2 separate regions of the Mus musculus genome follow, and region 1 is linked to region 2. Evidence: chromatin loops called from intact Hi-C (ENCODE). Cell type or tissue: heart. All regions are shown on one strand. Links, peaks and the distances in the headings refer to the core of each region. The heading gives the core; the rest is flanking DNA.

The links. Peaks named below come from ENCODE experiments on the same cell type or tissue, not always from the same donor. Only the 100,000 strongest peaks of a DNase experiment are listed, where the experiment ranks them.
Region 1: a loop joins it to region 2, with 2.4 times the contacts of the local background. A loop is called at or near these places in 1 of 42 quality-filtered maps.

What each region holds. Positions count from the first base shown.
Region 1 is chr3:78,898,849-78,901,765 of GRCm38, reverse strand. No RefSeq gene overlaps it. Among named protein-coding and RNA genes, the nearest start is that of Gm38542, 36 kb to the left of the region's middle. In heart, for the core only: a CTCF peak has its summit at 1,557; a DNase peak (open chromatin) is centred at 1,635; H3K4me3 peaks cover 444 bases; H3K27ac peaks cover 400 bases.
Region 2 is chr3:78,690,004-78,692,920 of GRCm38, reverse strand. No RefSeq gene overlaps it. Among named protein-coding and RNA genes, the nearest start is that of Gm36341, 100 kb to the left of the region's middle. In heart, for the core only: no CTCF peak of the experiment used is centred there; a DNase peak (open chromatin) is centred at 1,220.

The DNA.
Region 1 (2,917 bases), core at 147-2,646, 210 kb before region 2:
AGTAGAAAAAAAAGAGATGACAGCTGACGTAATGAGCTGTTAAGGGCAAAGTTTGAAATTAGATATCACAGCTTAAGTAGTGCTGTGATTCCAGCTCCCCCCAACCGCTTTGCTTTGTCCAGTCTCTCATTAAAGAAATAAAACAAAACAAAGGCTTCTTGGCTACAAAATGGAAGACGATCTTTAATCCTGGAGCCTCTCTGCAATTTGAACTATTGCCTTCTGATTCCTATAGAGATAAAGAAGAGAAGTGGACTCTTCGGAGCGGAGTGTAGAAGTGCTGATAAGGAGGGAGGAAGACGCCATGGCTGGGCTGAGAGAATCTGCAGCTGTATTTTATCCTGTTTTCACCAAGCTGCAGAATAGAGGCAGGGGGCTTTCCACTTTAGATTTAATTTTTAGTGCAAATAATAAAAGGAAAGCCAAGCGGGTAGACTGCTCATCACCTTCTGGAGTCAGAAGAAGAGTGTGTCTTTAAATGTTAAGACCACATTATTTATGCGTTTCACTTTGGAGTTCAAGAGCGCGGGAGGGGGGAATGGCAGAGGAAGCAGCCTCTTCACACAGCTGGCTTCCTCTGCAATAGGTCACATCTGTCAGGCAGCAGCACGCCATTGTTATTCCTGGAAATGGCAGCATCTGGGAAATGGGATATATATATATATGGAAAACAACTTTTAGGCAACCTTCTACCCCAACTTCTTTTTTTTTTTAATTAGGTATTTATTTCATTTACATTTCCAATGCTAACCCAAAAGTACCCCCCACGCTCCCCCCACCCACCCACTCCCACTTCTTGGCCTTGTACTGAGGCAGATAAAGTTTACAGGACCAATGGGCCTCTCTTACCACTGATGGCCGACTAGGCCATCTTCTGATACATATGCAGCTAGAGACACGAGCTCTGGGGGGTACTGGGTAGTTCATATTGTTGTTCCACCTATAGGGTTGCAGATCTCTTTAGCTCCTTGGGTACTTTCTCTAGCTCCTCCATTGGGAGCCCTGTGATCCATCCAATAGCTGACTGTGAGCATCCACTTCTGTGTTTGCTAGGCCCCGGCATAGTCTCACAAGAGACAGCTACCCCAACTTCTTAATCCAGATTATGGTTGTGTAGGAGTTCTAGGATCTAGGATCCATCCACAGCTGTTCTGCAATGATGACCTAGTCCTGGAATTCATTGCTGGTGCCCTTAAAGTAACTTCAAGCCTTCGTGTCTGTGATTTTCCTATTCAGTGTTCCCTGGATTGCCATATAAAATGAATCCATCCAGATATAAGAGAATTAACAGTTGTTTCATTTTCTGGCAACCATGGCTGGCTAGCTCCTTGGTCAGAGGACACACACTAACCTGGGCATTATGAAGAAGTTGTTAAGTGTCCTGCCCTGAGAATCTGCATGGCTTTCTTTGTGACGTCTCCCAAAGTCTCTCTTCACTATGGACGTTTTAAGTAAAATGTACTGGAGCTTCCTAGCTTCAGCAGTGAAAGGAGTTGAGTATTGTCTGAGTACGGAGAAGAGTCGGACATTCTAGTGCTGGGGAGGTTGGAAGACACACCGCCAGGGACCCATGTGGCAGGAGTTCAGATGCAAGCCATAACGTGATTCTAATTGCAGACTCTAGTGTCAAGCTCCTGATTCATGTTCCTGGGACAGGAAATCAGATTGTTCCAACTTGGATCAGGGATTCCCTTGAGGACCTGTCAACTGTGAGGGAGGTTGAGGGAAGTCACATGGTTTAGATATGGCTATTGTTCAACCTTCCCACGGGTATGGAAAGTCTTAACAGAGAGTGGAAACCTTTAGAGACAGAAAGCCCCTTAAGAGTCTATTGTACCCGACTGCTCTGTATATATAATGGAAGCAATTTGTAATTTAAATCCCAGCGGACACTAGACTCTACTGAATCCTGAGAATGTGGCGGATTCTCCCCCTCTCCCCCCTTTGGAATAGATGAGACATTTGGCTATAAGAAACAGGCTTTAGAAGAAGGCTTGGGAAGCCTAAGAATGAGAAAAAGGACCAAAATACCTTTGTGACTAAAACAGTAATTAGGAGGTGGCTGGGGACTGGCTTGGGGGAAATCCTAGCTCTAAAGAGGAAGTCAAGAATTCATGAGAGTGTTGCTATGGTTTTTATTTTATTTTGCTGGATGGTGCGGTGCTGACCATAACACTTCCATCCCTCCCCAAAGCTTCGCAGACATCTGATCTCTCTCAGCTTGTTGCTATTTCAAGCAGAGGAGTTGATGCTTGTGTTAGTCAGCTCTCTGCACTATAACAAATACATGAGCCAATCAACTTACAAAGAAGACACTTTCCTTTGCTTCAGGGGTTTCAGCCCAGACAAGACTGTCCCATATTGTTTTGGGCCTGCACAGCAGGAAACACATGACAAAATCACTCACCTAAAGGTTTCGGCAAAAGGACAGTAGGAGTTGGGTCCCAGTTAGCTCCTTTGAGAACATGTCCTCACATAACTTAAAGACTTCACTCTAGGCTTTACTTCTTAAGAGAAGTTCTACTTTCCAATAGCATCAGTGTGTTGTCATGGTCGGGGTGTGGACACCCCAGATCCGACTGTAACCATAGTTGCAGTAATAAAGGGTATAAGTTAAAGAACCTGTAGTGGCTATTCCTGGTTGTCAACTTGCCTATATCTGGAATGAATTACAATCCAGAATTGGAAGGCTCACCAGTAACCCTAATCTGGAGGCTGGGAGATAGAAGTTTCTGACCTGGATTTTGGTATGGAGATCTTGAGGCATAGTGGCCATGGATTCCAGAAGATTAAGACAGGGAGATCTCCAAGTTCAAGGTCATATGGGATTAAAGATGTGATGGCATACACCTTTAATCTGGGCTATACCTTCTGCTGGAGACTACATAAAGACATTGGAAGAAGGAACGCTTTCTCT
Region 2 (2,917 bases), core at 254-2,753:
ATTTTCAAAATTTTAGTTTCCATGAAACCAGAAGCCACTGAACTCACATGTGCCACAGACATGTGCATCTCCACCTGTGTTCTCACTGAGGATATTGGTGCTGTGTGTTTTCATTTCCTGGGCTTTCCAATGAGATCATACTGAATTTATTGGTTTCCTCACTCATATATTCCCTAACACCATGGATGCTGTAATTTTGTGTGAGATTGATGCCCCCAATTAGATTATAAACTCTTTTATGGCAAGCTTATATTATATGACTCTTTGCATTTCCATTTCTTAGCACAGCTCCTTGCAATAAATATGGGTTTAAAAGGGTCTGTTGACACTGATTCTGAGTCAGATTCTTGAATTTATTGGATAGATGCCGTTCTGAAACTTACATTATCTCAACTGTGTATTTGCTGAATAGGTAGTGTCAGGCAACTTTGTATGCTCCCCAAACACATTAGAAGTAAATATTTACATTCCAGACAACTGGTTTACTTGGGAGGTGATAGCGACTGCACGAAGCCTGGAGTTTCATTAGACAGTTTTCCAGCCACACTATCTGTAGTAGCCACACAATTACTCAAAACTGAAAATCAGGCATTTCTTTGGAATCCATCTTTCAATTATGAAATAATTTAGTTGTGCATGCCATGAGTAGAAGTGCTGCTATGAATCCATTGTATACCTTTGTGGGTCATTGCTGTGTCTTAGAGATTTTGCTACTCAGATTTCAAAAGGAGATACAATGACACTGTTATAATGAATGGAGCAACACAAATGAATTGTGACTTGACATATTTCATTAAAATATTTATGCCCATTGGAAATCTCAATTACAATGTCACTGAGTTCTTCAGAAAATAAATATGAAAGAAAGAAAAAGGAAACCTAACATGCTGATTAGAAGACTTTACGGTACAGGAAAAACCAATGCCCATAGGAAGGTATTGTGGGCCCGGGGGGTATATCTTTCCCCTGGGGGAGTCTTCTTGTCCCCTCAGGGAGACTTGGATACAGCAGACTATAGTCTGTTTTTACAGTCTCAGTGAGGGACAAGATTTAGAAATGATGTCCCAGTTTTAGTGTGACCAACAGAGAGTTTATTTTAAAAAAAAATGAAGGAAGAAAAGGAGAGATGTTGAGCTGTCCTGCGTAGTTGAGACTTGACAATAGCCATTGTTCTCATGAGAGTTATATAAGTGGTCCAGATGCCAGAAGCGTTGTGAGATTTGGACTCAGTCCACTTCCCTGCTGGCTGAGAAAGCAGTTATTTACTTTCATGTCCTCTTTCTGTTCTGTCCTGGAAACCTACAATACTGGAGCTGTTAGGCCTCTCAGTTTAGTTACTGTTTCCATTTGAGCCCGGGGAAGTAACCAGGAAGTTAATTCTGTCCAGAGTTAAAGAGAGGGGCAGTATCCTTAGCAGGTGGCAGTTTGACTTATGGAAAAGTCAATTTCTTCCTCTCCGTTCCCGCAGGCCCTGAGAAGAGCTGACTGAGTTGCTCACAGAGTGGAAAGAAGCAACTGAGTGTGGCAAAAGTGGGGGAATTTCCGAGCCAAGTCACATCAAAGAGTGTTTGAGGGTGATTTAGCATTTGGAACACTTCAAAAAGTGTGACACGAGCTGTTCTTTTCACCCCCAGCCTCAAATATACATCCAGTATTCTTGGATAAGCTTTCATATGCAAAGCAAAAAAAGAAAAGTGGCTTTTCCATTAAATGCATTGTTATTCTTTGCCTTTCATAGATCTGGGTCCTGAAAGCACAGAAGAGAGAGAAATGAAATGTCAAAGATTTGTCTGTCTTTTTATTTTAAAAAAAAATGTCTCATGGAACTGAAGGTCTTGTTAACATTCTGACACTCAAACATAGGTTATGACTGTTTAAAACTATGGCTTCAAATGCTTGTCTTGTTCTCTCGCTGCTACATCCATTTGCTGATTATTTGGCTATAGTTTGCAATTCTTTAAAAAAAATGAATGACTATGGTAAACACTGAATGAAGGTATCTGAATAAAGTATCCCTTCAGGTTTGGTAATATTGTGAGCTTGCACTGGTTTGCTGAACAGACACGTAGGAAGAAGTTTGTTTGCTTGTCCTTTGAAGTTCACTGGCATGGCTCCATCACACTGAAGACACTTGACAGCTGAAATGTGACATGCAATTATTTCCTTTCTTCCTTTTCTTCAAAAAATTGTGGCTAAAATCTATCATTCTATATCTTGACCTTGTAGAGAATACATTAAATACATAAACCTTGAACAGAAGTTGGTGCTCCAAATAAACCAAGTCAAATTGAGAGAATGTGTTTAGTTTTGTGCCTAAATTTATTCCTTCTAAGGTGGTGCTAAGAGTACTAAATGTGTCCTCTCCCAGTGCTCAGGTATTGAAAACCTAATCCTAAGGGAACATTCTTGAAGTGAGGAGTCATTCAGAGGTAACCAGGTCACAATTTCTCTCATAAATGGATCAATAGTGTTATCATGAAAGTCCACCATTATTGCAGGTATGGAAATAAGAACAAGCTGGGCTCTTCCCGATTTCTCCCTCATGAGACCATTCCTTTTCTTCTACCTTATGCAGTGAGATGAACAGTAAAAAGCTCTGACTAGCTTGAGGCTCCTTAACCTTGGAGTTTCTAGGCTTCAAAGCTGTAAGAAATACATCCCAGGTCTTTATAAATTATCTACTTTCATGTACCCTGTGATAGTTTCAGAAAATAGCCTAAGACAAATGGGTAGAGATGTGTGTGAACATGAATACAAATGCATATGTCTCAAATTGCAGCCAATTGAATATAGTAGCAGCTATAATATTGTGTTCTACCTCCTTTGTAAGACTATTAATTGAGGGTAAGAGAAATTCAGAATCATTTGTATTAGGTTTAGAGATTTATGTTTTTCTAGGAGCCATCGAAAAACTCAT